Linked DNA regions of Homo sapiens: region 1 is linked to region 2. A link is a contact called in ENCODE Hi-C data. All regions are on one chromosome and are shown on one strand. Each heading gives the region's core, a stretch centred on a gene start or an enhancer-like site at or near the end of the contact. The rest is flanking DNA. Distances are from core to core; before and after follow the strand shown.

The links. A loop is a pair of places that touch in the nucleus more often than their neighbours do. Pooled maps may share reads with other maps.
Region 1: a loop to region 2 is called in a map with no recorded cell type, with 18 times the contacts of the local background. The contact joins the enhancer-like site here to the promoter of PRPS1 in region 2. A Hi-C loop is called at or near these places in 1 of 168 maps with a recorded cell type or tissue (CD4-positive, alpha-beta T cell), 1 of 37 single-sample maps with no recorded cell type and 1 of 50 pooled maps.

The regions. Positions count from the first base shown.
Region 1 is chrX:107,132,490-107,138,358 of GRCh38, forward strand. All of the region lies in intron 8 of NUP62CL (nucleoporin 62 C-terminal like), which reads right to left. Among named protein-coding and RNA genes, the nearest start is that of RBM41, 17 kb to the left of the region's middle. Within about 2 kb of position 3,387, at least 5 of the 41 ENCODE cell types and tissues checked have a DNase peak (open chromatin) inside an H3K27ac peak, as active enhancers do.
Region 2 is chrX:107,625,721-107,631,793 of GRCh38, forward strand. It overlaps PRPS1 (phosphoribosyl pyrophosphate synthetase 1), which reads left to right and starts at 2,790. Exons shown (of 7, transcript NM_002764.4): 1 at 2,790-3,030. The coding sequence starts at 2,909. RefSeq lists a silencer at 2,628-2,677.

The sequences.
Region 1 (5,869 bases), core at 2,137-4,636, 490 kb before region 2:
GGCTCACACCTGTAATCTCAGCACTTTGGGAGGCCGAGGTGGGAGGATCACTTGGACCTAGGAGTTTGAGACCAGTCTGGGTAACGTGGGGAGGCCCCGTCTCTACAAAAAATTTTTTAGAATTAGCTGGACATAGTGTCGTATGCCTGTGGTACCAGCTACTGGGCAGCTGGCCTGGGAGGATGGCCTGGGATGGGAGGTCGAGGCTGCAGTGAGCTGCGTTTGCGCCTCTGTACTCTTGCCTGGGTGACACAGTGAGACCCTGTCTCAAAAAATAAGTAAAATGAAATACTTGTAAATGACTTTAGGGACCCTTCTGAGTCCTTTAAATTCGAGGTTTTATTAAGTTAAGTATATAAGTTTTCCTTTGAGGCTGTTACAAATTACTTCAAACTCAGTGAGTTAACACAAATGTATTGTCTTATAGTTTTGTAGGTGAAAAGTGTGACAACGGGTCTTACCTGGCCTAAATTCAAAGTGCTGGCAGGAATGCATTCCTTTATGGAGTTTTTGGGGTTGGGGGCAAATCCATTTCCTTGTTTATTCAGTTGTTGGCAGAATTCAGTTCTTTGCAGTTGAAGGATCAAAGTCTCCTTTCCTTGCTGTCTGTTAGCTGAGGGTCATTTCTAGCTTCTGAAGGCTGCCTTCATTCCTTGGCTCATGATCCCCTTTTCTTCAGAGCCTGCAATAGTGGGTGAAGTCCCTCTCCCATTTTGAATCATTCCTGTTACTTCTTCCATCATCCCTCTCTCTGACCTACCCTGCTGTCTTCCATTCCTACTGTTAAATGTCTATTTGATTACTCTGGGCCCACGTGGATAATCTCCCTATTTTAAGATCGATAACTTTTTTTTTTTTCCTTTGGGACAGGGTCTCGCTCTGTCGCCCAGGCTGGAGTGCAGTAGCATGACCGCGGCTTACTACAGCCTTGAACTCCCGGGCTCAGGCAGTCCTCCCACCTCAGCCTCCTGAGTGGGTGGGACTGCAGGCACACACCACCATGCCTGGCTGTTTTTTTACATTTTTTTTAAGAGATGGGTTCTCATTATGTTGCCCAGGCTGGTCTTGAACTCCTGGGCTCTGGTGATCCTCCTGTCTTGGCCTCTCAATGTGCTGGGATTGCAGGCATGAACCACTGCACCCTGCTGAAGGTGTATAAGATTAATTCTGGCCGGGCGCAGTGGCTCACGCCTGTGATCCCGGCACTTTGGGAGGCGAGGCGGGTGGATCACGAGGTCAGGAGTTTGAAACCAGCCTGGCCAACATGGTGAAACCCCGTCTCTACTAAAAATACAAAAATTATCCAGGTATGGTGGCACACACCTGTGGTCCCGGCTACTCAGGGTGCTGGGGTGGGAGAATTGCTTGAGCCCGGGAGGTGGAGGTTGCAGTGAGCTGAGATTGCACCACTGCACTCCAACCTGGGCGACAGAGCGAGACTCCATCTCAAAGACAAAACAAAACAAAACAACATTAATTCCATCTGCAAAGTCTCTTTTGCTAGGTCATTTAACATACACAGGCATAATACTAGGGATTAGGGCATGGAAGTCTTTGGGGCCTATTTTTAGTCTACTACAATAAGTATTTTATCTAGGAACAGAAAAAGAATTTTGAAGTGCTTAAGGATAAAGGAACAATTCCAAATATTCCAGATGTAATTTTGCTCCTTTCCCACTTGAGAAAGATTATTGAAATTCAGCTGTATTAGTCATTTTATCATGGCAGTAAACTAAATCTGTGCTAGTTTATATTTTTTAAGTAAATTATTCACACCCTTTGATACTTTGTTACAGGTTGACCTGTGTAAAATTGCCAATATTTTATTGTTTCTGACTACAAAAAACAGCAATTTCCTATAGTTTAACCTAGCACCAGTAAGTTAAAATATACCTCATGTTAATTACATCTCACAATTGATGGAGATAAAACTATTTTAACAGATTAGAGAGCTAACGTTCTAGGATGAATAATTTTTTTTTAAATCAAGTTCTGGCTCTGTCGCCCAGGCTGTAGTGCAGTGGCGCAGTCTGGGCTCACTGCAACCTCCGCCTCCTGGGCTTAAGCCATCCTCCCACCTCAGCCTCCCTAGTGGCTGGGACTACAGGCGTGTGCGACCATGCCCAGCTTATTTTTGTATTTTTTGTAGAGACGGGGTTTTGTCGTGTTGCCCAGGCTGGTGTCGGACTCATGAGCTCAAGTGGTCCTCCTGCCTCGACAAGGTGCTATAATTACAGGTGTGAGCCATCATGCCTGGCCCAAAGAATTTTTTTCTTTCAAAAGTTTTGTATTTCATTGGAAAATGACTTACCTTGATAAAAAGCATTTTAAAATCATAAGCAGATGATTATAAGCAATCATCTATATCCCAATGTCTACATGACTTTTTAATTTTTTTATTTTTTGATAGTCTGTCACTCTTGTTGCCCAGGCTGGAGTGCGGTGGCATGATCTTGGCTCACCGCAACCTCTGCCTCCCAGGTTCAAGCGATTATCATGCCTCGGCCTCCCAAGTAGCTGGGATTATAGGCATGTGCCACCATGCCCAGCTAATTTATGTGACATTTTTTTAGTCTCAGCTTTTAATAAAAAGCTTATTGTTTCCCCCTTATGTATGTATAGGAGAGCATGCTAATTGCCTGACCCAATGATCTGTTCTCCCTTTTTTGCTTTGTATCAGAATCCCATAATTTATTCAGGTTAGCAATGTGCCTAGCTTTCCTTGCAGATACATGTGGTCATATGACTAAGTTCTGGAATTGACATGGAATAAGAAGTGCTGAGTGATGGGAAAAAAAAGAAAAAAGAAAATAACAAGTGCTTAGTGGTGCTTCTGGGAAGTTTCTTTAAACTTAAAGGCTTAAGGGGAAGCAGGTGGGCTCATCTTCTGTTCCTGCTAGAACATGGATGTGGTAGCTAGAGCTCCAGCAGGATTCTTGGACTTCAAAGTAACCTTGGAAATAGAAGCCATGAATGGCAGAGCAGCAATATAGGAGACTGGGTCCTGATACTGTGAGATTACCCTGGACTGCTATGAGTAAAGGGTTAATAAAACCTTTTCTTTCTCCCTGGTGAAATGACCTCGAGTTTGGCTTTCAACACTGTTTCTCTGGAAACCTACTAGGCAAGGTAATAATGGAATGTCAGCTGTAATATTAGGCAATATTATTTATGATTAAAAATGAGCCCTTAGCTGGGCGCGTTGGCAAAAATAAATAAATAAATAAATAAGGAGAATGCAGTAGTCCTCCCTTAGGCATGGTTTCACTTTACGTGATTTCAGTTACCAGTGGTCAACTGTGGTCAGAAAATGTTAAATAAAAATTTCTAGAAATAAACCATGTATAAGTTTTAAATTGTGCACCATTCTGAGTAGTGTGATGAAATCTTACACAGTTCAGCTCTGCCCCACCCAGGATGTGAATCATCCCTTTGTCTAACAACACCCACGCTGTATATGCTACCCTCCAACCCATAAGTCACTTATTAAAAAGAAGGAGAGTTTGCAAATCAATAATCTTAAGTTCTTACCTTAAGAAAACAGAAAAAGAGCAAAATTAACCCAAAGCAAGCAGAATGAAGAAAATAACAAAGAGTTGTTATCAATGAAATTGCAAACAGAAAAATCACAGAAAAACATCGAGACAAAAAGCTGACTCTGAAAAAAATCAATAAAATTAATAAACCTCTAGCAAGACAGAAAAAAAAATAGAGAAAACACAAATCACCAAAACCAGGAAACAGGGTATACCACTACAGATCCTACTGCCATTAAAAGGGTAAAAAGGAAATCCTATCAACAAATTTATACTCATAAAGTCAACCACTTAGCAGGAATGCACCAATTCCTAAAAGACTACAAACTATGAGATCTCAACCAAGATGAAACAGATAATCTGAATAGTCCTGGAAACATTAAAGAAATTCCATTTGTAACTTAAAAGCTCTCAAAAACAAAATATCCAGGCCCAGATAACTTTACTGGAAAATTCTACCAAGCACTTAAAGAAGAATTAATACCAATTATTCACAAATCCTTCTAAAAAATAAAGGCCAGTATTATACTATTACCAAAACCTGGCAGAAACAGCAAAAGAAAACAAAACAAAAAATGCCCCAAACTACCAACCAATACATATCATGAACACTTGAAAAATCTCTCATACATTTAAAAATCCTCAACAAAAGACTAGATGTATTTGGCTACAATGTATAAAAGGAATTATAAACCCTGACCAAGTAGAATTTATTCCACATATGTAAGGCTGACTCAAGATTGAAAATATATCAACGTAGGCTGGGCGTGGTGGCTCATGCCTGTAATCCCAGCACTTTGGGAGGCTGAGGTGGGTGGATCACCAGATGTCAGGAGTTCGAGAGCAGCCTGACCAACAAGGTGAAACTCTGTCTCTACTAAAAATACAAAATTAGCTGGGTGTGGTGGCACGTCTGTAATCCCAGCTATTTGGGAGGCTGAGGCAGGAGAATCGCTTGAACCTGGGAGGCGGATGTTGCAGTGAGCCAAGTTTGCACCATTGCACTCCAGCCTGGGCAACAAGAGTGAAACTCTGTCTCAAAACATAAAATAAAATAAAATTATTATATCTCAATGTAATCCACTGTATCATGAGTTAAAGAAGAAAAATCATGATTATGTCAATTGCTACAGAAAAGGAATTTTGACAAAATCCAGTACCTGTTCATGGTAAAACAAACAAACAAACAAAAACTCCCAGAGGGGAATTACCTCAACTTGATAAAGGGCGTCTACAAAAAAAATCTACAAATAACATCATACTTAAGGTGAAAGACTGAAGACTTTCCACATAAGATCAGGAACAAGGCAAGGATGTCTGCTCTTATCACTACTACTCAACATAGTATACTGGAAGTTCTAGCCAGTGCAAAAAGACAAGAAAAAGAAATAAATGACATACAGATTGGAAAGGAAGAAATAATACTCTATTTGCAGATGACATAACTGTCTATAAGGAAAATTCCGAGGAATCCACACAAAAAAACCGCCTAGAACTAACAAGTGAGTTCAGCAATGTCAAAAGATATAAAATCAACACACAAAAATTGTGTTGATTTTACACTAACAAAAACTTGCGTAACATAATACCATTCATAATCACTACAAAGTAATAAAATACTAAGGTATAAATCTAACAAAACCAAAACATGTATGTGATGTGGGTGATGAAAATTACAAAATGCTCATAAAAGAAATCAAAGAACACCTAGATAAATTTTGGGACATATGTTCATAGATGGGAAGACTCAACACAGTAAAGATGTTAATTCTCCCCAAATTGATCTATAGGTTAAATGCAATTCCTATCAAATCCCAGGACATTTTCATGGAAACTAAAACAATCTTGACAGAGTAGAATAAAGTGAGAAGAATCATTCTACCAGATACTAAGGCTTCTTACTGTATGGCTATAGTAATGAAAGCATTGGGGGAAAGACACATAGACCCATAGTATAGAGACCTCAGAAAAAGACCCACACAAATATGTCAAACAGGTTTTTTGTTGTTGTTGTTTTTTAAGGCACAAAAGCAATTTAATTGAGGAAGGATACTTTTTCAAAAATGGTGCTGGAACAACTGGATATTTGTAGGAAAAAAAAGAAGAATCTTAATCTAAGCCTCCTATCTTATATAAAAATTAAATCAAAATGGGTCACAGCCTTAAATGTAAAATGATAAAACTTGTAGAAAAAAGATATAGGAAAAAATCTTGGGGATATGGGGCTAGGCAAAAAGTTCTTAGACTGGACACCATAAACATAATCCATAAAATAAAACTGATCAAATGCATTGCATCAAAATTAAAAAACTTTGTTCTGTGAACAACTCTAC
Region 2 (6,073 bases), core at 1,540-4,039:
AGCCTCCACATTATCCAAGCACAGGCTTCTCTATGGTAGCGTATTACATTGTCTGTGCTTTGTAATTATTTGTATAAATGTCTTATCAACTTTCTTTGGAAGTTAACTCCTAATCGGTCTTCCTGCTTCCTATCTTGCCTCCTACACTCTGTTCTCAGTAGCTGGGGTGATCTTTTTAAAAGGGAAGTTAGATTATGTCACTCTTTGCTAAAAATTCTTACTCAGTTAAAGCAAAAACCCCTAAAATAACCTATAAGGTTCTGCATGATCAGCACTCTCCCCACAATCCCTTTTTTTTTTTTTTTTTGGAGACAGGGTCTCTCTCTGTCACCCAGGCTGGAGGGCAGTGGCGCGATCTCGGCTTACTGCAATCTCTGCCTCCCAGGCTCAAGTGATCCTCTCATTTCAGCCTCCCCAGAAGCTGGGACTACAGGTGCTTGCCACCATGCCCAGCTAATTTTTGTATTTTTTGTAGAGATAAGGTTTTGCCATGTTGCCCAGGCTGGTCTGCAAATCCTGAGCTCGAGTGATCCGCCCGCCTCGGCCTCCCAAAGTACTGGGATTACAGACATGAGCCATCGTGCCCACCTGAGTCCCCCAATCACTGTTTTGTTTTGTTTTGTTTAGACAGAATCTCACTCTGTCGCCCAGGCTGGAGTGCAGTGGTGCGATCTCCGCTCACTGCTGCAACCTCTGCCTCCCAAGTTCAAGTGATTCTCTTGCCTCAGTGGGACTACAGGTGCCCACCACCACGCCTGGCTAATTTTTGTATTTTTTGTAGAGACGAGGTTTCGCCACGTTGCCCAGGCTGGTCTTGAACTCCTGAGCTCAAGTGATCCGCCCACCTCGGCCACCCTGAGTGCTGGGATTACAGGCGTGAGCTACCGTGCCTGGCCGGCCTCCAATCACTCTTATCTCATTGACCTCACTTTCCTCCTTTTCTCTTATAGATACATTCCACCTCCACCACACAACACTCGTCCCGCATTGGTATTCCTCAAACAAGCGAGATACATCTGCCTTAGGGTATTTGCCCTTTCTGTTCTCTTTGCTTATCGAGATATCAACATGGCTCATTTTTTTGTTTTTTTTTTCCTCCTTCAGGTCTTTGCCCAAATGTTACCTTCCAAGACAGGTCTTCTCTGACCACCCTACTTAAAATTGTACTCCTCTCCTCTACACTCTGGCACATTATCCCACTTTCCTTGCCTGATTTTTTTTTCCACAACACTTATTGCCATTTGACATACTATGCATTTTGCTTATTTACATGTTTATTGTTTGAGAATGTAAACTCCATGACAGCAGGGTATTTTTAATTGTTTACTAATGTATTCTTGTGCCAATACACAGGGCCTAGCACATAAAGAATGTTCACTAAATATTTATTGAATGAACGAATCCCTTGGGGCAAATACTTTGTAGTCCCCTCAACGCCTTGCACACTGCCTTGCATGCAATAGAACACTCAGTAAATATTTGATGAATGGCCTATGATGGAAGACTACTAATATTCTGCCTTGCAGTTTACTTCCTTCTCCAAGTATTCCTATATACATGGGCCTACATTAAATTTCTGAGCTTGTAAAAGTGCAAAAAAGGTCAGAAGGAGAAGTCCTCCATGGACACTGCTGAAAATAGCAGTAAGACAAAGACAGGATGCTGCTTTGAGTATTTTCTGCCTTTGCCACTTAGATAAATCCCTCTCCCACCTCCATCTCAGTTTTATCATATGTAAAACGACTATATGATCTCTGAGGTCCCTTCTATTTTTACATTTGGTAGTTATGAGCACTATGGTCACTTTTGATTCCAGAATTGTATGATTTTTATCTTCTCCTAACCCATGCTTAAAATATGCTTAATGGAAACATGGTGCAAGAATAAAGGCTCACTTAGGTCCAATTAACAAGTATCGCTATAAAAATAATAAAACATGGTGTAAAAGGCCACATTAGCAACATGTAGCTGATGACATTGAGGCTTACATGAGGCAGACAGGACTAAAACCCAGGTTTTTTCAAATCCCTTCAGGGCTCTTTATCTGAAGTCCCATAGAACACTATACTTTCTTTCCTTTCCGAGGGCTATAAAAGTTAGATCTTTATTGTCCAGATAGTTTGGAAAATCCATCTTCCTTCACTTGTTTCAACATACTTGGTTCCAGCACTAGAAACAAAACAACTTTCTCTTGCAGTGTCTCTTGGATGATTCAGGTGGCATGCCTTCAGTCACTTCCCCCATGTAAACTGTCTTGCAGGCAAAGGCGACACTGCAATTACAATGGGCAAGCAAACTCCTTGCATGCACGTCTGTGATGTAAAAGTGTTTTAATTCAGCCCCATCCTTATAAAGAGATAAAAAATGTGTTCAGAAACATGCAAACTCGTGGCTGTCATCCTGATAAACAGATTTTCTTAAAGGAAACTGTAAACCAGAGCCAGACTTACTTTCCTGCGCTGAGGGAGGGGAAATAAAAAAGCAGGCATGGTTGATTTCCCGCTAGCGGGAACGATCTGGCCTCAGACGTCACCAGCATCCCTCCACCCCCAGTCCAACGTCTCCTGTCCCCAACAGCCTAGCTACAGGGGGCCGGGCTATGGGTTAGTCTCGCCCCCGTTCATGCTCTTCACCCAATACCTGAGAGAATCGGAAGGAGGCAGAGCTACACCGAGGACCAAACCCCGCCCTTCGCTCCCTCTTAGCTAATCGTTGCCAGCGGGGTGTGGACTTCGCCGCTGACCCCACCTCCGCCGCTTTGGGTAATTTAGAGCCGCGCGCCGGGCGGGAATGTAAGATGGCGGAGTAGCAACGCAAAGCGCTTGGTATTGAGTCTGTGGCCGACTTCGGTTCCGGTCTCTGCAGCAGCCGTGATCGCTTAGTGGAGTGCTTAGGGTAGTTGGCCAGGATGCCGAATATCAAAATCTTCAGCGGCAGCTCCCACCAGGACTTATCTCAGAAAATTGCTGACCGCCTGGGCCTGGAGCTAGGCAAGGTGGTGACTAAGAAATTCAGCAACCAGGAGACCTGGTAAGGACCAAGTTGGGACCCTGACTAGACCTCACCTGCCCAGGCGGCAGAGTATAGGAGGGATGGGGTCGCCGCTTGAGCTCAAACAGACTGGGGGTTGGGGGGAGAGGGTGCAGCTCTGTGACTAGCCTACCCCACGGGCTGTTTCCGTTATTTTACCTCTCGCGGGAGGGTCACGTTCATTCTTACCGTGCGGTGGGGTGGAGTCAAAAGATGGAGTGTGAGGCGAAGCTTCTGCGTTTGAGGGCAAGGGCTGGGGGACCCAATAGATAGTGGCTGCATAGAGCGACGAGAGGGGACCGACGCTTAGCCAGGGCGGTAGGGACACGTGGCTTGGCTTTGCTGTTGAGCCACCCAGGCTGGACTGGGTTGCTTCAGCTCTTAGACTAGCTTGCATTTAGAGAGCCTACCTGCGTACTGAGCTCTCCTGGTCTTTCTTTTCCTAGAGTCCAATAAGCAGCTTTTTGATTCGAAATGGTGTTGGTCCGTTCGGCTTGGTGTTGAGGGAAACTGACATTATATACTGCAGGCGCCAAAATTATTACGACTTCCCTTAGATCAGCAAGCGTTGGCTTTTCTCATCTTATGAATCATCTACCTGAGTAATTGGAGCCATAAATCTAGTTGATTTGTTAAAGTGATGCGTTGACTCTGCATCCTTGATAGCCAGCATCTCAGCTTGAGCCATCCAAAAAATCTTGGAAATCTCAATTCTGGAATGTTTGACCTTCCCCAGTGCAGCTAGTGGTACAGATAATGCAAAAGCGTATTTTTCAGTAACCGAGTCCATCCTGGACTTGGCTCCTTCTTTAAGCTCTGTGTAGGGAATTTAGGAAACAATTTTATACCTGAATGTTAAAGATAATTGAGGACAGGCAATGTAGTGGAAGACTAGGATTGGACAGTGCATTGCAACTTGCGTTTTTTCCATTGCCTTGCCAGTAAAACTTGCTTCCTCGACTCCGACTTACACCCTCTACCGGCACCATGGGACTGTTTTAGAGATGACTTGGTTACCTGATTATTTCAGTGCCCCTTCCACCTAAGTGTGGGATCTTTAGTTTCTGATAGGTGTAATTTGTATTTTATTGTTACCCTATCGATTAAATCAGAGCCCTGCCCACAATCTTACAGATTTGTTAAGGGGAAAGTTTTCACCTAATAATCAGATAAGAATATTTCGAATATTTTTTCCTAAATGTTTTTGCTTACTTTTTTGCTTTCTTTGGACTGATTTCCAAGTTTAACTCGCCTTATCTCTTTTAGACCCAGCTGATAAAGTAATGTCACCGATAATGGACAGCTTCTTCCCGAATTATTGTGCTACTGATTGTGATGCAAATGATAGTGTAAACATTGCCATCTGTAACCAGGCAATACCTTAGTTAAAAGAGGCTTACAAACTGCTGTCTTTAGATTTTTCCAAACCATTATGGCTCATGGGCCTTAATAAAGAATACAAAACAGGACTAGACTTTGTGATTGGCAATATAGTTAGGGGACAAGAATGTTTTTCATTTAGAGGTTTTCTTTGGCCCCTGTGGATATTTAATCCTTTTCCTATGCGTCTAGGAAAAATGTGAAGGCATGAAAGCTTTATTTTCTCCTTGTGTTAATCCTTCTGCCCTCTGCATAATGCAGCACCCCAGAACCTGAGGCTATATTGGGAGAGGAGAGGGGGAGGACAACTTAGTTTTCTACTGATTGATTTCTATTAAGTCCAACATGGATAATTGCTGACTGGTTAGATTTTCTTGTTTCTGGCTTAATCATTAGCTTCTTGTTTCCTAGATATTCTGAAATCTTCATTGAACATAATCACATTTTTTTTTATGGAGTTCCCCCTATCTTTGTTTTTCCTATACTGAAGAAATGGTAACTGCTCCCTATAACTGCTCCCCCAGGTGACTCTTGGTTGATGCTCTCTTGAGCAGAGTAGCTTTTCTTCTAACATAAGGATCATCCTTGGCTGTCTGGTTATTTAGGAAACACACACACACACACACACACACACACACACACACGGAGGGGGTGGGTGTTAAAAGTGCTGAAATCAGAGAACTTGGATCTGAATCCTTAACCTTTCTTTGCCCCAATAATCTAATCTGTAAAGTAGTACCTACCCATACTGTTGTTATGAGGATTAAATGAGATAGAAGTAAAGTTCTTAGGATCTTGTCCAAAACATAATAAGTACAACAGTAAATGTTGACAAGAAGGGGTGGTGATAATATTGCAGAAAATGTGGAAAATTTAGAACACGGAAGGGAGAAGATATGCCTCTTAATTCTGCCACCTGACATAAATGTCACATTATCATTTCTGACCTCCCAGATATTTGTGTAAGATACACTTTTTCAAGAATGTTTAATACATTTATAGCTCTCTTCACTTAGCAATATATTTTGAACAGTTTCTCCCTTTAATATTTAGTATATATGATTTTCTTTTTTTATTATTAAAGATTTTAATTTATTTTTTAGAGATGAGGTCTCACTATGTTGCCCAGGCTGGAGTCCAATAGCTACTCACAGGCACAATCATAGCACACTGCATCCTCAAACTCGCGGGCTCAAGTGATCTGCCTGCCTCTGCCTCTCAAGTAGTTGAGAATACAGGCATGCACCACTGAGGTGGGCTAGTTCATGTAATTTTAAATAGCTATATAGTCTTACCTTATGGTTATGCCATAATTTTATATAACCAAATTCTTATTGGACATTTCCAGTTTTTGATCTAATGCTTTTATATGAAAATCCATGAACATAAATCTTTGACCATTTCTGATTATTTCCTTAGAATAAATCCCTAGGAAGGTAATTATTAAGTTAAAGGGTAGATACCATTTTTCAGGCTTTTGATACCTGTTGCCAAATTATTCCCCAGAAAAGTTGAACAAATCTGTCTCATCAGCAGTAATACAATATTAATAATATTTATTTATGTATTTATTTTTTGAGACGGAGTTTCACTCTTACTGCCCAGGAGTGCAGTGGTGCGATCTCAGCTCACTGCAACCTCCGCCACCCAGGTTCAAGCAGTT